2 separate regions of the Homo sapiens genome follow, and region 2 is linked to region 1. A link is an interaction called in ENCODE POLR2A ChIA-PET data of the cell type or tissue named here. Cell type or tissue: Panc1. All regions are shown on one strand. Each heading gives the region's core, and the rest is flanking DNA. Links, peaks and the distances in the headings are about the cores only.

What was found. Peaks named below come from ENCODE experiments on the same cell type or tissue, not always from the same donor. Only the 100,000 strongest peaks of a DNase experiment are listed, where the experiment ranks them.
Region 2: POLR2A ChIA-PET joins it to region 1 with 7 read pairs; 20 of 35 experiments call an interaction of 5 or more read pairs at or near these places.

Annotation. Positions count from the first base shown.
Region 1 is chr20:36,726,588-36,737,246 of GRCh38, forward strand. The region is part of intron 1 of NDRG3 (NDRG family member 3); the gene reads right to left. Among named protein-coding and RNA genes, the nearest start is that of NDRG3, 14 kb to the right of the region's middle. In Panc1, for the core only: no CTCF peak of the experiment used is centred there; a DNase peak (open chromatin) is centred at 7,287.
Region 2 is chr20:36,781,038-36,791,696 of GRCh38, forward strand. MTCL2 (microtubule crosslinking factor 2) reads right to left here. Exons shown (of 15, transcript NM_080627.4): 15 at 1-5,600. The coding sequence ends at 5,448. Among named protein-coding and RNA genes, the nearest start is that of DSN1, 13 kb to the left of the region's middle. RefSeq lists an enhancer at 1,189-1,690. In Panc1, for the core only: no CTCF peak of the experiment used is centred there; no DNase peak of the experiment used is centred there.

The sequences.
Region 1 (10,659 bases), core at 4,776-9,775:
GATCCAAGGCCTGCAGTTCCGGCATCTGTACAAATGGTATGGCTGCCAGATCCCATACAGGTACTAAAAGCTATTAATATTTTCAAAAGGCAAGTAGGGATTTTATAAATTGCAGTCAATAATTTTTGCCTGTTTCCTAGTCATATGAGTAGGAGGGAGGATTGATAAGGAAAAACTAGCCATCTTCAAATTAAGGAAATGAATCTGATACCAAATGGCTAGAAAGGGAAAGGAGAAAAGGTGGCTACCTACTCTGTCAGGAATTATAATCTCGGCACCTTATGTTTAATCCTCATAACAATCCTCTCTGGTAGATATCTTTCTTTCTTTTTTTTTTTTTTTTCCTGAGACAAGAGTCTTGCTCTGTTGCCCAGGCTGGAGCACAGTGGGGCGATCTTGGCTCACTGCAACTTCCGCCTCCCAGGTTCAAGTGATTCTCCTGCCTCAGCCTCCCAAGTAGCTGGGACTATAGGCGCATGCCTCCATGCCCAGCTAATTTTTGTATTTTTCAGTAAAGACAGGGCTTCCCTGTTAGCAAGGCTGGTCTCAAACTCCTGCCCTCAAGTAATCTGCCAGCTTCAGTCTCCCAAAGTGCTGGGATTACAAGTGTGAGCCACCCCGCCCAGCCTAGATATCTTTATTTTTTTCTCTGAGACAGAGTTTTACTCATCACATAGGCTGGAGTGCAGTGGCACGATCTCAGCTCACTGCAACCTCCGCCTCTTGGGTTCAAGCGATTCTCCTGCCTCAGCCTCCCGAGTAGCTGGGATTACAGGCATCTGCCACCAGGACCGGCTAATTTTTATATTTTTAGTAGAGACGGGGTTTCACCATGTTGGCCAGGCTGGTCTCGAACTCTTGACCTCAGGTAATCCGCCTGCTTTGGCCTCCCAAAGTGGTGGGATTACCAGCATGAGCCACCGCACCCAGCCTTTCTTTCTTTCTTTTTTCTTTTCTTTTCTTTTTTTTTTTTGAGACGGAGTCTCGCTCTGTCGCCCAGGCTGGAGTGCAGTGGCACATCTCAGCTCACTGCAAGCTCCGCCTCCTGGGTTCACGCCATTCTCCTGCCTCAGCCTCCTGAGTAGCTGGGACTACAGGCGCCCGCCACCACGCCCGGCTAATTTTTTGTATTTTTAGTAGAGACGGAGTTTCACCGTGTTAGCCAGGATGGTCTCGATCTCCTGACCTCGTGATCTGCCCTCCTCAGCCTCCCAAAGTGCTGGGATTACAGGCATGAGCCACCGTGCCCGGCCTATTTCTTTATAGATGAGAAATTTAGGCTCAGAGAAGTTAAGTAACTTCTAAAATCCCCACATCTAAGTAATAAAGAGCCAGGAGCGGTAGCATGCAACTATAGTGTCAGCTACTTGAAAGGCTAATGCAGGAGGATTGCTTCAGCCCAAGAGTTTGAGTCCAGCCTGGGCAACACAGCAAGACCCTGCCTCTAAATAAGTGAATAATAGGGAAAGGATTTTTTTTTTTTTGAGATGGAGTCTCGCTGTGTCGCCCAGGGTGGAGTGCAGTGGCACGATCTCGGCTCACTGCAAACTCCGCCTCCCAAGTTCACGCCATTCTCCTGCCTCAGCCTCCCGAGTAGCTGGGACTACAGGCACCTGCCACAACGCCCGGCTAATTTTTTTGTATTTTTAGTAGAGACGGGGTTTCACTGTTAACCAGGATGGTCTCGATCTCCTGACCTCGTGATCTACCTGCCTCAGCCTCCCAAAGTGCTGGGATTACAGGCGTGAGCCACTGCGCCCAGCCAGGGAAAGGATTTTAAAACCTTTGCTTTTCCCATTACAGGTTGAGCATCCCAAATTAAAAAATCTGAAATCCAAAATGCTCCAATGGATGCCTGGAAGAAGTGACAAAGGACAGATGGATAGACAGATGGATAGATAGATGGATGGATGGGTGGATGGATACATGGACACATACATACATAAACAAACTCCAGTGGGCATCTCCCTTGAACATCAAGTCTGTGCTCAAAAAGATTGGGGTTTTGGAGCATTTCAGATTTCACATTTTCAGATTTGGGATGCTTAAACGCTAGTAAGTATAATGCATATTGCAAAATCAGAAAAAATCCAAAATCTGAAACACATCTGGTTCAAGGCATTTTGGTTTTTTTGTTTTTTTGGGGGGGAGGTTTTGAGACAGAGTCTCACTCTGTCGCCCAGGCTGGAGTGCAGTGGCTCAATCGCGGCTCACTGCAACCTCCGCCTCCTGGGCTCAAGCGATTCTCCTGCCTCCATCTCCCAAGTAGCTGGGACTATAGGTGCCACCATGCCCAGCTAAGTTTTGTATTTTTAGTAGAGACAAGGTTTCACCATGTTGGCCAGGCTGGTCTCGAACTCCTGACCTCAGGTGATCCGCCGACCTCAGCCTCCCAAAGCGCTGGGATTACAGGTGTAAGCCACTGCTTCCAGGCTGTTCAAGGCATTTTGGATAAGGGATACTCAACTCATATACCATAATGTCTGTGCCAGGCCCCATCTACTGATTGTAGGACCCTGAGCAAGTTTTTTCCTCTTTACCCAGCCTGTGGCACCTCCTTGAGGTAAGAGAAGGCTAAAGCAATCCTATACATACCAACGACTCAGACACCTTAGAAATGAAGCTCTGAGTCATCACACCAGGACAAGAGCCCTCACTATCTCAGTAGTTATAACGCTAAGGGCATAGAGGATGTGGAATGAGTAGAGAAAAGAGAAATGAAGTTCCAGCTATTACTTGGCAAACAGTTTCAGAGGCAAGGGCTATTTCTTGCTTGTTAGAACAGCAAGCCTCAAAATCTATCACCTGGGAATCTTGTTTAGGATCTCAGATATGATCAGTTTTAAGTGATGAGAGTCTAACATGTGACCTCATCACTGAGGAGAGATGGAGATAATCTGAGGTGAGGAGATGAACTGAAAGCCTTCATTATTATTAGCAACAATCTTTTTTTTTTTTGAGACAGAGTTTGGCTCTGTCACCCAGGCTAGAGTGCAGTGGCACAATCTCGGCTACCTGCAACCTCTGTCTTCCAGGCTCAAGCCATTCTCTTACCTCACCCTTCCAAGTAGCTGGGACCACAGGCACACGCAACCACGCCTGGCTAATTTTTGTACGTTTTGTAGTGTCAGGGTTGCACTTTGTTGCCCAGGCTGGTCTCTAACTCCTGAGCTCAAGCGATCCACCCACGTCAGCCTCCCAAAGTGCTAGAATTACAGGCATGAGCCACCATGCCCAGCCAATTAGCAACAATCTTCAATAGAGATCAGTGAGGATGGGGTAAAGGAAGACTCCATTAATTTGATTTCGTCCTGCCTTCTTCCAAAATTTCAGTAAACTAGATGGAACTTTTATTTTTTATTTTTAAATGTTTTAGGGGCCGGGCACGGTGGCTCACGCCTGTAATCCCAGCACTTTAGGAGGCCAAGGCGGGCAGATCACCTGAGGTCAGGAGTTTGAGACCAGCCTGGCCAACGTGGTGAAACCTAGTGTCTACCAAAAATACAAAAATTAGCCGGGCATGATAGCACGTGCCTGTAATCCCAGCTACTCGGGAGGCAGAAGCAGGAGACGCGCTTGAACCTGGGAGGCAGAGGTTGCAGTGAGGTGAGATTGTGCCACTGCACTCCAGCCCGGGCGACAGAGCGAGACTCTGTCTCCAAAAAAAAAAAAAAATTGTTTTTTTGGAGACAGGGTCTTGCTTTGTCACTCGGCTGGAGTGCAGTGGCACCATCTTAGCTCACTGTAACCTTGAATTCCAATGGTCAAGCAATCCTCCCGCCTCAGCCTCCCAAAGAGCTAAGGACTACAGACATATACCACTATGCCTGGCTAATTTTTGTTTTTTGGTAGAAACAGGTCTTACTATGTTGCCCAGGCTAAGATGCGATTTTTTAAAGACTCAGCAGGTCCAATCAACTAAAATGTGAACATACTGGAGAAACAAAATAGTTTGCAGAAACCTCGCTGAAAGGTAACAAGGGTCTGTCAGGCTCCTGAAATTACGAAATGTGAAAAAAATAAAAAAAAAGGAGGGGGAGCTCTGGGATATAAAGTTGGTAAAAATAGCACAAGGTTGGCCAGGGCACAGTGGCTCATGCCTATAATCCTAGCACTGTGGGAGGCCGAGATGGGAGAATTATTTGAGGCCAGGAGTTCGAGACCAGCCTGGCCAATATGGTAGAACCCCGTCACTATTAACCAAACAAAAATTAGCCAGGCGTGGTGGTAATTCCAGCTACTTGGGAGGCTGAGGCATGAGAATCACTTAAAACTGGGAGGAGGAGGTTGGAGTGAGCCAAGATCGCGCCACTGCACTCCAGCCTGGGCAACAGAGGGAGATGCTGTCTCGAAAAAAAAAAAAAAAGAAAGAAAGAAAAAAAGTAGAACAAGGTCAGAGAAGAGTTAGATTTTGCCAAAGTTTTCAGTTGGGGAGATAAAAGAATTATGGAACAATGAATGGAAATTAGTGAGCTGAGAAAAAGTAACAGAGAAACTGATTTGTTAAAAAGAAAATCAATTTCAGTCAGGAATCCAAGAGAGACCTGAGCACAGGTGGGAGTGAGAATGAGTGAGGTAAGCCTCCAAACGACCACCAAACCAGAGATAAGGAGGTCTGTAGGCCTGGGCTCTTCTGAAGGACAACTCAGTGATGGAAAAGAAAGAACCAGTAAGAGACAAAGAAAAAATGTTCAGAGATGCTAGAGGAAAGGCAGAAATACAATGTCAAAGAATTCAAGGGAGAAGAGAGATTTACACAAAAGTGGAGGAAAACTGTCAAATGCTGAAGAAAAAAGGAGGAGGATGAAGACTATGAAAGGGCCATTAACTTTGGACAGTAAAAGTCAGTGGTGTTAAAATCTAGGAAAAATGAAGTTCAGTTCTCCATGCTGAAAAGCCCATGACTATGTACATCACTTTTTAGAAATATAGAAATTAGGCCAGGCGCGATGGGTCACACCCGTAATCCCAGCACTTTGGGAGGCCGAGGCGAGTGGATCACAAGGTCAGGAGATCGAGACCATCCTGGCTAACATGGTGAAACCCTGTCTCTACTAAAAAAATACAAAAAAATTAGCTGGGCATGGTGGCGGGCACCTGTAGTCCCAGCTACTCGGGAGGCTGAGGCAGGAGAATGGCATGAATCCAGGAGGCAGAGCTTGCAGTGAGCCGAGATCGCACCACTGTGCTCCAGCCTGGGCGACAGAGCAAGACTCCATCTCAAAAAAAAAAAAAGAAAGAAAAGAAATATAGAAGTTAGTTGGCATAGTGGATCAAATCCATAATCCCAGCACTTTGGGAGGTGGGAGGATCACTTGAGTCCAGGAGCTCAAGACCAGCCTGAGCAACACAGTGAGACCCCATCTCTACAAAAAATTAAACAATTAGCAGGGTGTGATGGTATGTGCCTGTAGTATCAGCCACTCAGGAGGCTGAGGTGGGAGGATCACCTAAACCCAGGAGGCTGAGGCTGCAGCGAGCCACGACTGCACCGCTGCAGTCCAGCCTGGGCAACAGAGTGAGACCCTGTCTCAAACTAAATAAATAAATAATAGAAATATAGAATCTAACATTTCTGAATTGAAATGCAAGCAAAAATGTCACCAGGAATCCAGGAGAGACACACACTGGGAGGGGCTTTAAAAGATTAACAAGATCAGTGACTTTCAAGTTTTACAGCAAAACTCCGAAATAGAAAACAGAAAACATGTAGAGGCTTTGGTTGAAGTGGTGGTGAGACCACTAGGGCTCTGCAGAACACCGTTTAAAGCGTGATAATACAGAGTGCAATCCTTTGTTCACTCAGAAAAAAGACACCCAGAGACGCATGGATTCTTCCAGTAATGGAAAGAGCATGTAAGCACATCAGATGTGGATTCTAAACCTAAATGGGCCCCTACATAGCTCAGTGGTGCTGAGCAAAGCATTTTCCCTTTCTGGGCCTCAGTTACCCCATCTGTCAAGGGAAAAGATTGGGCAGGATGACCTTTTTGAGTCCCTGACAGGGCTGGAATTCTGTGATCCTGAAGCTCCCTGTAGAAGTAGTACTTCACATTCCTCCCCACCAGCATGAGCCTTACTACAATCCTAAGCATTTCCCCAGGTATTAGCCTAGTGAGGGTCAACCGCTTGCTGGAGATCACTCAGCAAATAAGCAGGAGGGTACACTTGGCCTGACCCTGGGGACATGAGGGTCTCAGCTTGTATCTCATTCTGCACTGTGTCCATTTAGTCAGATGAAGCTCACTGAGATTTCAAGCACTTAAAAACATTGCTTTGGCGAGGCAAGGTGGCTCATGCCTCTAATCTAGCATTTCGGGAGGCCAAGGAGGGTGGATTGCTTGAGCCCAGGAGTTTGAGACCAGCCCGGGCAACATGGCAAGACCCTGTGTCTATAAAAAATACAAAAATTAGCCGGGTGTGATGACGTGTGCCTGTAGTCCCAGCTAGTCAGGAGGCTGAGGTGGGAAGACTGCTTGAGCCCAGAAGGTGAAGGCTACAGCAAGCTGAGATTAAACCACTGCACTCCAGCCTGGGTGACGGAACACGATCCTGTCTCAAAAAAAAAAAAAAAAAAAAAAAAAATATATATATATATATATATATATATATATATGCACATATAAATTTCTTTGTTAGTTTAATAAAGACAATAAGAACAATAAGAAAGTTATTGGCTTTTGAAACTGCAAGCTGTCTTGTTTTACAGCTTTTTCCCATGACCAAGTTTGGCCTTTGTCAGGCCTTGCCAGGATGTGCTGACACCAGGCCGCTAGCTAGTATTCTAGGGGCGGAGTCAATCACCTTTGATTTTGGCAAGATTGCAGACAGACAACCAAAACAGAATGAAGGTATGGCCGGGCGCGGTGGCTCACGCCTGTAATCCCAGCACTTTGGGAGGCCAAGGCGGGCGGATCACGAGGGCAAGAGATTGAGACCATCCTGGCCAACATGGTGAAACCCCGTCTCTACTAAATATACAAAAAATTAGCCGGGAGAGGTTGCAGGTGCCTGTAGTCCAGCTACTCGGCAGGCTGAGGCAGAGCTTGCAGTGAGCCGAGATCACGCCACTACACTCTAGCCTGGGTGACAGAGCGAGACTCCATCTCAAAAAAAAAATAAAAAAAAATAAAAAACACACAGAATGACGGCAACAAACAAAGGGGGCATACTGGAGAGAATAATCTGGAAAGGGTCAGCTGGAGCTGGTGCTGAAGCAGTTATGGTTAGAAAGCCACAGGAAGTGGCCACGGGACTGGCTGGGAAGGCAGTCAGCAGAGCTCCTAAGCAAACAGATTCACATCCTCTCTCTTTATACCTTTGAACAGTGGCTATATGAGTAATCATTACAGCACTTTCCAATCTACAGAGCACCTTCACATTTAACATCTCACTGGATTATTATGATGGCACCGTGAGCTAAAACACTGAGGCACTGGCATCATGGCTACCAACAGACATGAAGAAACTGAGGCTGAAAGAGGTGACATGCCTGGGCACGGTGGCTCACGCCTGTAATCCCAGCACTTTGGGAGGCCAAGGCAGGCGGATCACCTTTGCAGTGAGCTGAGATCGTGCCATTGCACTCCAGCCTGAGTGACAGAGCGAGACTCCGTCTCAAAAAAAAAAAAAGAGGTGACATGGACTGACCAAAATACCACAACTAATAAATGGCACAGCTGGAACTGAAACCCAGGTCTTCCGATCCCAAATGCTCATTTTATGCCCTAAATCACACTTTCTCCCAGGTCATCACAGATGAAAAGACTGAGAGTGAAAAGAAGAGAAATTCAGAATTGAGAAGACTGCCTCACCACACCCACTCCGCACTGAACATGTCTTTATCTCTGCTTAAGCAGTTAGGATTAGGCCACAGGCTCTAGGATTAAGCCCTGATATGTAGTGAATAACAAGAAAGCACAGATGGGGGACTGGAATTAGTCTTTACCTATTAATTCAATTAAATAGGGGAGATAAGGTCTATAAACAAATTGTTACAGTTCGAGGCAGTATACATAGAAGCTTATGAACTGGACAAACTCAAAGGCAGTTTCTCAACCTTGGCACAACTGACATTTTAGGCCAGATGATTTTTTGTTGTGGGAGGTCTGTTCTATGCATTGCAGAATGTGTAGCAGCATCCCTGGCCTCCAATACTAGATGACAGTGGCACACTCCCCCAACAGCTGTGACAGCCAAACATGTCTCCAGATAATGCCAAATGTCCTCTTTGGGGCAAAATCACTCCCAATTGAGAAGCACTGCTCTAAGGGTTACAGAGGTTTAGGGCATAATCGAGTCACTGCAGCTTGTGGGTGCTGGGAAGAAGTTTCATGGAGGAGGTAATATCTGAACTGCACCTTGAGAAATAGATAAAATTCCTGTAAATGAGAATAAGAATAAAAGAGGAAATTCCAGAAAGGGAGGATAACTTAAAGGCAAGGAGATGAGAAAGCACAAGGTCTGCTGGAAATAGGAAATAAGGGTAAAAATGACAGCTGGAGGCTGGTCATGGATAGCTATCCATCAACTAATATTTACAAGATATACATACATAATGACATAGCCAACAATACACCATATCACACGTTTAACAGTATACAAGTCACCCCAGTGGCACATGTTGAGCATCTCTAATCTGAAAATCCAAAATCCGAAGTGCTTCAAAATCCAAAACTTTTTGAGCACTGACATGACGCTCAGACTAAATGCTCATTGGAGCACTCGGATTTTAGATTTTCAGATTAGGGATGCTCAACTGGTAAGTATAATTCAAATATTCCAAAATTGGAAAAAATCCAAAACCTGAAACACTTCTGGTCCCAAGCATTTTGGATAAGGGATACTCAACCTGTATTTCCATGTGTCCCACTCTCTGAAGGATTGAATGCTGCTTGAGTTATCATGTTTACATTGCAGCTAGTGTTTGGAACATACACTCAGAGCTAATGAAGCTCAAAACCAATGCAGAGGCAGGAGAAATAACTAAGGATTAGGATGGTCAGGAGTTTCCCAAGGGAAGGGAGAATGATGGGCCCTAAAGGGATATGTTTTGAACAGGGGAAGGGAGGAGGGACATACAGGTGAGGACATCAGGGTTGGGAAAGAAAGAATTAAAGACAATACACTCAGGCAGGGCACCTGTAATCCCAGCACTTTGGGAGGCTGAGGTGGGAGGATCACTTGAGGTCAGAAGTTCAAGATCAGCCTGGCCAACAAAGTGAAACCCCATTTCCACTAATAATACAAAAATTAGCTGAGCATGATGGCGCATGCCTTAATCCCAGCTCAGGAGGCTGAGGCTTGAACCCAGGGGGTGGAGGTTGCAGTGAGCCGAGATTGCACCATTGCACTCCAGCCTGGGCAGAGCGAGGCCCTGTCTCAAAAAAAAAAAAAAAAAAAAAAAGACAATACATTCAGGAGACACCAAGAACAATATAGCTGGGAAAGAAGACAAGCTGCAGAAGTAGCCTAGGTCAGAATGCAGAGCACCTGAGCTGGACTTTACTACACAGACAACCCCTGAAGGTTTCTGAGGAGCAGAATGACACAGAAGCTTAACTTTTTTCAGTTGTTTAAAACTTGGTCATGTTGTCCACGTAGTTATCTTAGCTACACTTAAACCTGGGAAGCAGTGAAGATTATCAATGACTCAGCCCCAACCTTAAAGATCCAATTTAATTGGGCTAACGTAGGGCCTGAGTATTGTTTTTAAAGCTTCACAGGTAATTCTTACATGCAGCTAGGGCTAAGAACCACTGGTTTACAGTAATGCCCTCATTCTCCAATGAGAAAAGAGGCCCAGAAAATTTAAGTGATTTCTGAATTCACACAGCCAGCTAGGTGTGGAGCTGGAACTAGCATGCGGATTCCTAGCTCAGCTCTGAAAGAGATCCCAGAGTACTGGGCTAAATTCCATACTTCAGTCTAGAAGATGCACAATTATCTGATGACTTGGCTCTTAAGTTTCCTCAGGGTTAAAGGCTGAATTAATCTAATCCTAAAACTATTGACTTAAACATCCCCTCAAGTGTCTACGGTAATGGATGTTGGTTCTACTGCTGTCTCCTGGGGGCCCTTAGGAAAGCAAAGGATCTCAGGAGACTCCCCCAGGAAGCCAGATAAACAAGCCAAACCACCCAGCTCCATGGAAGACTTTTAAAAATGCAGCTGAGATTTTTCACTGCATAAAGGAAAGTCTGGGTACCTCTTCGCCAGAAGAAATTCTCTCAGAGATGCTATCCCCCCTATCTCCATAAGCTAAGGGGTGGGGAAGGATCAAAGGCAGCTACTTAAGTAGCTGATATGCTCACAGATCCTCACTGTAACAGGAAGTACCCCTGCTCATCCTCAGGCCTAGATAAGGGCCATTCACACCCCTCATATTTTCCTGAAAGGAAAAGGGCAGCAACCCCTGCAATAGGCCCACCTTCCTGTTGTGTCACTCCTGGGTTCTGGCAGCAGGTGGTAAATGAGAGGTTTGTAGAGACTGCCAAGCTGGAAATCTGAGTCTGTCTTATATATTAATTCTATCCCTTCCAGGGTCCTGGTATAAATAACTGCTAGAACAAAGCAAGACCCATCTAGGAGCCTTCTTGTTAATCCCAGACACCCATCGGCCAGCGGAAGTTTTAACACAGGAGTCATACTAAAGTAACT
Region 2 (10,659 bases), core at 3,236-8,235, 53 kb after region 1:
TTACACCAGTTAGATTTACAGAATAATTTCTCTTGCTTTTTTACTTCTTATTTTTATTTTACTGAACCCCTATGATTAAGATTGTAAATAGCCTCTGATGCTTTTTGAAAATCCTGAGTAATTAAATCAGTTTGGTTGAGGACTCGATCCCTTAAGTCCCTGCTCAGTGCTCTTTTTAAGATACAGCATCATGTTTATTGGTTAAAAGAAAGATGAGGCTGGATGCCGTGGCTCACGCCTATAATCCCAGTACTTTGGGAGGCCGAGGTGGGTGGATCACCTGAGGTCAGGAGTTCAAGACCAGCCTGGCCAACATGGTGAAACCCCGTCTCTACTAAAAATAAAAAAATTAGTCGGGTGTGGTGGCACACACCTGTAATCCCAGTTACTCGGGAGGTTGAGGCAGGAGAACTGCTTGAACCTGGGAGGTGGAGGCTGCGGTGAGCTGAAATGGCGCCACTGTACTCCAGCCTGAATGACAGAGCAAGACTCTGTCTCCAAAAAAAAAAGAAAAAGGAAGATGACCTGGCACGGTGGCTGATGCCTGCCTGTAACCCCAGCACTTTGGGAGGCTGAGGAGGGCAGATCACTTGAGCCCAGGAGTTTGAAACCAGCCTGGGCAACATAGGGAGACCCCCTGTCTCTAAAAATAATAATAATAAATAATAAATAAATAAATAAATAAAATAAAAAATAAATCTAAAAAAACTTAAAAAAAGAAAGATAGCCTAATAATCAGGGCCACGAACACCAATGGTGTGGCCAATAGTGCCTAAGATCCCCCGGGGAGGGCTGGTTTTATTTTTTATTTTTTTTGAGACAAGTCTCATTCCGTTGCCCAGGCTAGAGCGCAATGGCACAATCTCGGCTCACTGCAACCGCTGCTCCCCACCAGGTTCAAGTGATTCTCCTGCCTCAGCCTCCCAAGTAGCTGGGATTACAGGCATGTGCCACCACACCTGGCTAATTTTTGCATTTTTAGTAGAGACAGGGTTTCACCATATTGGCCAGGCTCGAACTCCTGAGCTCAAGTGATCCACCCGCCTCAGCCTCCCAAAGTGCTGGGATTACAGGTGTGACCACTGCACCCACCCCTCAACCCCAGGAGAGTTTGTTAAACATGCAAATTCAAGGTGGGGCCCAGGAATCTACATTCTGAACATGCCCTCAGAGAATTCTGCTGAATGGGGACCTCAGATCACCCTCTGGAATACACAAGGCTCAGTGATCTAGAATGGACTTGTTTTATGCCTGGGTTGGCCAGCAGCATATTCTGGGTATTCTGGACCCACCAAAAGCCCCCAGCAGGGCAGCGGATTTGCACAGCAAACAGGACAGAGTTGGACCCAAGTTCTCATCTAAACTCAGTGACTTCTCATGCTCTGGGATGAGACCTGTACCTCAGTTTCCTCACAGCAAAATGGGCGCACTAACCCATGTCCTGCCAAGGCTGCCTCCCAGAGTTGTCCCTGAGAGGTCTGAAGGAGATGTGGGGTGGGAAACGATTTCTTTTTTGAGATTGGGTCTCACTCTGTCATCCAGGCTGGAGTGCAGTGGCGCAATCTCTGCTCCTGCAACCTCCGCCTCCTGGGCTCAAGCGATTCTCCCACCTCAGCCTCCCGAGTAGCTGGGATTACAGGCACGCACCACCATGCTCAGCTAATTTTTTGTACTTTTAGTACAGACAGGGATTCACCACGTTGGCCAGGCTGGCGTTGAACTCCTGACCTCAACTGATCCGCTCGCCTCAGCCTCCCAAAGAGCTGGGATTTCAGGCGTGAGCCACCATGCCCGGCCAGGGGAAACGTTTTCTATATAGTAAAGTGCTTTAGGCGGGATGTGCAGGGGATGATGATAACCATTGTTATTACTATTATTATGGAAGAAGTAGTGGGAGCTTGGGGGGTCTGGTGAGGCTAGAAGCAGGGGACATTCTAGATAGGAGGGGAGAGGGAGAAAGAGCCTGGACGCTGGGTGGGCCAGAGGAGAAGAGGCTGGGTGATGAAACCATAAAAGTGCATGCGGGTGGACATGATGGAACCATGTCAGCAAGGGTGTAAGAGGGTCAAGTCTTTGGGCCCTTGGCCTTGTCACATCGGAAGCCAACCGGTAGAAGAGTGCACCTGGGGACACCTAGAGGTGGGACCCATCTTGAGTTCATAGAAAGCAAGACCTCTTAGAGGTCAGCCTTTGGTGGGAAATAAACTGGGGGAAAGGGCTGGCACAGGGTCAGAGGATTGGATTCTGATGTCTCGTGTGTGCAGGCCTAAGAGCCACTGATGCACCAAAATGACTTGATTTGCATTCCAATGAAGTCATCATTCCAAAAGGGGCTGATTTGGCTCTGGAAAGAGGTGAGACATAAGAAACATGAGGTTTCCCAGTTTAGGGCCATCATGCCAACTGGTCCCCCATTTCCGCCAACCAACTGATGCCAACCCCATGGACCCAAGCCAAGTGGTCTATGGGGGATTGAGCCCCGAGGGTTCCTTGGGACTTTGGTTGAAGAGAGAGTGGAGATGGGGAAAACAGAAAGAAGGATAAAGGAGGAGAAGAAGGGAATAGCAGTAAAAGGCAGAGAGGCAGGAGGAAGGGGGAGAACGGGTTCGAGAAGGGCAGCATTCCTTCTTGGGACCCCAATTCTCCAGGGAATCCCCACTGTGGGTCAGGCAGTTTTCTGCTTTGGGAATGTTACCAAGACTTAAAAGGCATTTGAAGAAACCAACAAACTTAGAAATCACATTCCAAAAGAGTAGAGAATTTTTACAAACCAATCCCCCCACCCCAAAAAAGAAAACAACCAGTTACCAAGTAAAATGCTAAAAACCGAACCAAACCAATATTTACATGTAACATTTTCAACCCCATCCAGCCCCACGTCCAGAGGCTTCTGCAGGAACAGTGATGAGTGGCCTTGCACAGTGGCATGCAGGAAGTAGAAACTGGGGCTTTACTGAAAACCAAGGTCTGGCTGAGACAACAAAGATGGCAAGGACAATCCTGGACGGTACGATGGTAAGGCTGAGTGGTCCGTAGGTCTTGGGGCTCAGGTCCCACGGGGATTTCTCCCCGAGGCTGAGTACGCAGCCTCCCTGGCTGTCGCTCTGGGAGGTGGCAGAAGGCCTCTGGTGGCTTGTGGCCTGATGTGAATCCCCTCACCTGGAGATAACCTTGGAGGGCCCCCCTGACCTCATGGGTGAGAGCAGCAGCATCCAAGAGCGGAACTGGCCCACAGCTCCACTGGCTGCCTGCTCTGCCCACACCAGTCACTGGGGCATGGAGGAGGCGGCTGGCGGGACTGGCATGACCCTGGTGTTCAGCCTGCAGGGAAGGGAGATGCAGGACTTGGGGTAACTGGTCCAGGTGATCCCGAATGGGTGGGTCTGGGAACTGGCAGGTGGGAGGTGGGAGTGCAGGGGCGCCTCCAGAGTCCTGGGGGCAGATCAGCAAAGCTACTGGCTTTTGGTCTTCCTGATGGGCAATTCTGCAGACAAGCTGATCCATCCTGGTGTTTCCACTCTGGGTCCCCAGTCAGTTACAGGAAGGCTGATGTCTATGTGTGTGTGGGGAGCATGTGTGCAACCAAAAGGGGTTCACCGGCACCAAGGCGAGGCCATGGGAGGCGCTGCCCCACATGCTGCAATGAGCCACATCGAAATCCAACCAATGGCTCAGGCAGCTCACAGGGGACGTGAGGAAGGGCGGGCAGCAGAGCTGGGGCAGGGAGAAGAGCCGTGAAAGGCCATAAGGCTAAGGAGAGAGGCTGGTGAAAAGGCTGGCAGGCTGGTGAGAACCGAGGCAGGCTGGGAGACACTCAGGTTTATGTGCAAAGCTGCGATAAACAACATTCTCAAAGTTCAGTCCTGTTTTCCTGTGAGTTCTCATTTGGGAAACTTGGAGGGATCTCCACACTCTTAATAGAGCTTTAGTAATCCACGTTCGACTCATGAAGAAAGGTGTCAGAGGGAGGGAGGGAAATGAGACAGGCAATGGAGAACGTCTGGGGAGTGGTGATGGCCGTCCAGCCCTCCACCTTGTCAGTGAGTATTTATAGACTGACCGCTGGGGCTGGCCAAGTACCAGGCATTGAGTAATAAGTAGTGTTCTGAGGCCACATGGCCAGCCGTGTTGGGGTGCAGGGCTCCAGCTCTGTTGAGGGGCCCTCCAAAGCTGACCAGGAGGCCAGGTCTCCAAACCTGGCTGCCAAGCGGCCTCGTCCACCCAGGGGACCCCATGCCTGCCCGTGCTGTTAGAGGCCTCATGTTGTCCCAGTGGCAAGAATGCATGTTTCAACCTCCAATAAATTACCTTAGGGACTTTGGGGTAAATTAAATTATTAAAATAAAGTAAACCACCTTAAATATTTATAGTAGGAAAAATTCAAATAAACAATCTAGGCAAGATACGTGTTTCCAGGCCCCAGTCTACTGCTGTGTCCTGGGCTCTGGCCTCTTGGTGTTCTCCTGGGCCTGACCTGGCCAACCAAGAATCTCTTACTGGGAATATCTTTGCCCCCCGACCAGCTGCAGGATGTAAACACAGTGGAGATGTAGTGCCTGCTGCCTCTCAGGGTGCCAGGGAAAGAGGCCTCTGAGATCACTTGAGATCAAGGCAGTGTATTTAGGCATTTATCTATGCACCAGGTCTTGAGACTGACTCTACCTATTTCTGTCCTCAAGGGGTCTGCTGGGAACGTTGGGGCCCCAAGTCACTTTGGCAAGGAAGGCAATTGCAATCACTCCCCAACCCTGAGCCCTGCATGTTTCCACTTCGCCTCCCAGCTCTTGCTGCATCCAGGCTATGGGCAGGGAGATCCAGGGCTCCAGGACACTAAGCAATGGCCCTGGCTACTGCCCTATCATACTCCCTAGTGTCCCAGCAATCTAGAGCAGTGGGGCTGGGAGGAGGAGGTGGTGGAGAGAAGGAGGTGATGGTGATGATGCCCAACAGGGCTCCACCAGGAACCAAACATGGAGCCCTAGAGCAAAGCCTGTTCTTCTCAGCAGTGTCTCCTCCCAAATGAAGGGGTGGATGGTCAGCAGGAAACATCTCTCCGACTCCTTTTCCCCAAAGGCATGGCCAGACATGTATCCTTCTTGGGCTCTTCCAAGAGGGTGGCATGGGCAGAACCAGGCAAGGCTCTCTCTTAGGACCCAGGGATCGGCTCTTGACAGATCTCTCAGTGGATGCTTGGGAAGCCCAGGTTTGGTCTCTCTCCCACTCACTGCCTTCCCCTGGGAAGTCGAAGCTCACCACCCAGGGGCCAGCAGGAGACCCGGCTTTACCTTGATGTGAAAGCTGCATTCTGGCAGTGGCATCACTGCTGTCCCTCCAGGGCCAGGCAATGCTGAGGACACAGCCCCTCGCCTCACCTCGTCTCGTCTCTGCTGGTTCCCTTCTGCTATCCAGGGGCTGGGCTGGTTGAGGCGGGGAGCTTGGCTGCTCTGTCACTCGCTGGGGGGGAGTGCCCTCTCCTCCCCACCCCAGCTGGACTCTGAAGGGTGCAGCCTGCACTTGGAAGGAGAGTGGCGGATGGCAGAGCGGGACGATCGGGCGAAGCAGGAGGTGAGAGACTGGGTACTACAGTCACAAACAGCGTCCTAGGAAGAGGGAGGCAGGGAGGCAGGAAGTCAAGAGGAGCCAGGAGACATGGACCACCATGAGCTGTGTGGTATGCCAGGCAAGGAACTGAGACTCGGCCATAAACCAGTTCCCAGGGGCTGAAGCTCCTCACTGGACCAATTTTTTCTTTCTGTTGTTCTTCTCCCATTAGAGCGGTAATGGAAGTTCATTGTAATATATTCTAGGCTATACAGAGAGGACAGTGGACACTGTCCATGGTCCTGCACGCCAAAGAGATTCTTAACATACATTTACCAAAATGACAGCTTATTTTGCAACTGTAAAACACGAACACTTTTCTGTCACTAGGTATGTCTAGATCTCCTTCCTTTTTATCCTTTTTTTTCGTTTGAGACAGGGTCTCACTATGTTGCTCAGGCTGGTCTTGAACTCCTGGGCTCAAGCGATCCTCCTGCCTCAGCCTCCCAAACTGCTGGAATTAGCACCTTTGGGTGCTCATGCCTCCCAAAGGCATGAGCCACCATGCCTGGCTGATCGCCTTCTTTTTTAGTGTCTCTGTACCATTTCACTAGATAGAAATAACTGATTTATATACCCAATTCGCTTTTTTTATTTTTTTATTTTTTAGACAGAATCTTGCTCTGTTCCCCAGGCTGGAGTGCAGTGGTACGATCTTGACTCACTACAACCTCCACCTCACGGATTCAAGTGATTCTTGTGCCTCAGCCTCCCAAGTAGCTAAGATTACAAGCGTGTGCCACCATGCCTAGCTAATTTTTGTATTTTTAGTAGAGAGGGGATTTTAGCATGTTGGTCAGGCTCAAACTCCTGACCTCTAGTGATCTGCCCGCCTCGGCCTTCCAAAGTGGTGGGATTGCAGGTGTGAGCCACTGTGCCTGGCCCCAATTCACTTTTTATGTACATCTGGGTAGTTTCTAATTTTTTACTATTACCAATAAACAGAAATAATGATCAAAAGTGCTGCTGCCAGGCACGGTGGCTCATGCCTGTAATCCTAGCACTTTGGGAGGCTGAGGCAGGTGGATCACGAGGTCAGGAGATCGAGACCATCCTGGCCAACATGGTGAAACCCCATCTCTACTAAAAATACAAAAATTAGCTGGGCATGGTGGCATGCGCCTGTAGTCCCAGCTACTCGGGAGGCTAGGGCAGGAGAATCGCTTAAACCCAGGGTGCGGAGGTTGCAGTGAGCTGAGATTGTGCCACTGCACTCCAGCCTGGGTGAAAGAGCAAGACTCCATCTGAAAAAAAAAAAAAAAAAAAAAGTGCTGCTGGACAGCTGGCCATGGTGGCTCACACCTGTAATGCCAGCACTTTGGGAGGCTATGGCAGGTGGATCACCTGAGGTCAGGAGTTCAAGACCAGGCTGGCCAACATGGTGAAACCCCATCTCTACTCAAAATACAAAAATTACCCGGGCATGGTGGCACATTCCTGCAGTCCCAGCTACTTGGGAGACCGAAGCAGCAGAACGGCTTGAACTCAGGAGGCGGAGGTTGCAGTGAGCCGAGATCACATCACTGCACTCCAGCCTGGGGGACAGAGTGAGACTCCATCTCAAAAAAAAAAAAAAAAAAAAGTGCTGCTGGGCTGGGCCATGTGGGAGGCTGAGACAGGAGGATCCTTTGAGCCCAGGAGGTCAAGGCAGCAGTGAGCTATGATTGTGTCACTGGGCTCTGGCTTGAGCAATAGAGCAAGACCCCATCTCTTTAAAAAATAAATAAAATGGCCCGGGCGCGGTGGCTCATGCCTGTAATCCCAGCACTTTGGGAGGCCAAGGCGGGTGGATCACGAGGTCAGGAGATCGAGACCATCTGAAACCCCGTCTCTACTAAAAATACAAAAAATTAGCCGGGCGCGGTGGCAGGTGCCTGTAGTCCCAGCTACTTAGGAGGCTGAGGCAGGAGAATGGCGTGAACCTGGGAGGCGGAGCTTGCAGTGAGCCAAGATCGTGCCACTGCACTCCAGCCTAGGCAACAGAGCGAGACTCCGTCTCAAAAATAAATAAATAAATAAATAAAATAAAAGTGCTGTGATAGAGCCAAACTGCTTGGTTAAATCCCAGCTTTGCCAATTACTAGCTGTGTGACCTTGGGAGATTTACTTAACCTCTCTTGAGCTTTGATTTCCTCCCCTCTCTCTTTTTTTCTTTTTCTTTTCTTTTCTTTTTTTTTTTTTTTTTGAGACAGAGTTTAGCTCTTGTTGCCCAGGCTGGAGTGCAATGATGCGATCTCAGCTCACAGCAACCTCTGCCTCCCGGGTTCGAGCGATTCTCCTGCCTCAGCCTCCCGAGTAGCTGGGATTACAGGCATGTGCCACCACGCCCGGCTAATTGTGTATTTTTAGTAGAGATGGGGTTTCTCGGCATTGGTCAGGCTGGTCTCAAACTCCCGACCTCAGGTGATTGGGTGAGCCACTGCGCCCAGCCTCTTTTTATTTTTCTTTATCCATCTCTGTGAATATTTCCATAGGCTACCTTCGTAAAAGAAGAACTACTGGGTCAATGGGTAGCACGCACATTTTACATACTGAACAATATTTGGATCAACTTTAAAATCAACATTCAAAATCCAGCCAGCTTTGTGCTGTTGTTTCTTGATGTGGTGCTGGTTATATGGAAGTGATGGTTAATTTTATATTCAATATGACTGGGCCACAGGTGCCGAGATATTACGTAAAACATTGTTCTGGGTGTTTCTGTCAGAGTGCTTTGAGATGAGATTAACATGTAAATTCTCAGCCAGGCGCAGTGGCTCACGTCTGTTATCCCACCACTTTGGGAGACTGAGGCAGGCGGATCACTTGAGATTAGCAGTTCGAGACCAGCCTGGCCAACATGGTGAAACCCTATTTCTACTAAAAATAAAAAAGTAGCCGGGCGTGGTGGCATGTGCCTGTAATCCCAGCTACTTGGTTGGGAAGCTGAGGTACAAGAATCGCTTGAGCCTGGGAGGCAGAGGTTGCAGTGAGCCGAGATCACACCACTGCATTCCAACCTGGGTGACAGAGTGAGGCTCCGTCTCAAAAAAAAAAAAAAGCGAATTCTCCCTAACATGGACCCCATCCAGTCAGTTAAAGGCTTGAACAGAACAAGAGGGCTTACTCTCCCTCAAGTAAGAGAATTCTTCCTGCCTGACAGCCTTCAGACTGAGACACTTGCTTTTTTCCTGCCTTGAGACTTTATTATTTATTTATTTTTGAGACAGAGTCTCACTCTGTTGCTCAGGCTGGAGTGCAGTGGTGCGATATTGGCTCACTGCCTCCTGGGTTCCAGCAATTCTCATGCCTCAATCACCCAAGTGGCTGGAACTGTAAGCATGTGCCACCATGCCCAGCTAATTTTTGTATTTTTTTTTTTTTTTTTTTTTGAGATGGAGTCTCGCTCTGTCACCCAGGCTGGAGTGCAGTGGCGCGATCTCGGCTCACTGCAAGCTCCGCCTCCCGGGTTCATGCCATTCTCCTGCCTCAGCTTCCCGAGTAGCTGGGACTACAGGCGCCTGCCACCACGCCTGGCTAACTTTTTGTATTTTTAGTAGAGACGGGGTTTCACTGTGTTAGCCAGGATGGTCTCGATCTCCTGACCTCATGATCCACCCACCTCAGCCTCCCAAAGTGCTGGGATTACAGGCGTGAGCCACTGCGCCCGGCCAATTTTTGTATTTTTTAAGTAGAGACAGGGTTTTGCTACGTTGGCCAGGCTGGTCTCAAACTCCTGGCTTCAAGCAATCCACCTCTCTCGGCCTCCCAAAGTGCTGGGATTACAGGTGTGAGCCACCACGCCTGGCCCTTTTTTTTTTTTTTTTTTTTTTAAAAGATGGAGTCTTGCTCTGTTGCCCAGGCTAGAGTGCAGTGGCGTGGTCTCAGCTTGTTGCAACCTCCACCTCCCGGCTTCAAGCAATTCTCCTGCCTCAGCCTCCCGAGTAGCTGGGACTATAGGCGCATGCTGCCACGCCTGGCTAATTTTTTGTATTTTTTAGTAGAGATGGGGTTTCACTGTGTTGCCCAGGCTGGTCTTAAATTCCTGAGCTCAGGCAATCCACCTGCCTCGGCCTCCCAAAGTGCTAGGATTACAGGCGTAAGCCACCATGCCTGGCCTCTTTTTTTTTTTTTTTAATGTAGAGATGAGCTCTCACCATGTTGCTCAGACTGGTCTTGAACTCCTAGCTCAAGTGATCTGCCCACCTCAGTCTCCCAAAGTGCTGGGATTAGAGACATGAGCCATTGCACCTGGCCAAAAAAGGAATAAATATTTAAAAGATGTTTTTAAATGTCAGCCAGCTGAGTGAGAGTATAGAAAAGTAACGCACTCGCCACACACTGCTGGAAGCTGTAGATATGGCACACTTTTGAAAAACAATTTGGCAGTATTTATCAAATAACTTTAAAACATTTATATTTTTTTTTTTGTGTGGAGATGGAGTCTCACTCTGTCACCCAGGCTGGAGTGCAGTGGTACCATCTCAGCTCACTGCAGCCTCCGCCTCCTGGGTTCACGCGATTCTCCTGCCTCAGCCTCCTGAGTAGCTAGGACTACAGGTGACCACCACTATGCCCGGCTAATTTTTGTATTTTTAGTACAGACAGGGTTTCACCATATTGGCCAGGCTGATCTCAAACTCCTGACCTTGTGATCCACCCGCCTCGGCCTCCCAAAGTGCTGGGATTACAGGCATGAGCCACCGCGCCCGGCCACATTTATATTCTATTATCCTTTAATCTCATTTCTGCAACTTATACCTAAGGAAATAGTCTGAAATGTAAAAAAATGATTTTGCACCAAGATGTTCACCACAGCATTATTTGCAGTAGGGACAAACTAGAAACCACCTAAACGTACAATAATAGAAAAGTAGAATGTTTGAGTCTATCACAGCCCATTCCACACACAGCCCTTCTCATGTCTCTGTGCCCCACAGCAGACCACATGGTACCACTCCCAGCCATAGACTGGACCAAGGGGTACACTCGCCTCTAGCTGCACCAATCAGAGTTTCCTTCTTTCAGAAATGTGGAATTGGGAGACAGGGATTTGTGTCAGTCTCTCCTAGGGGCTTG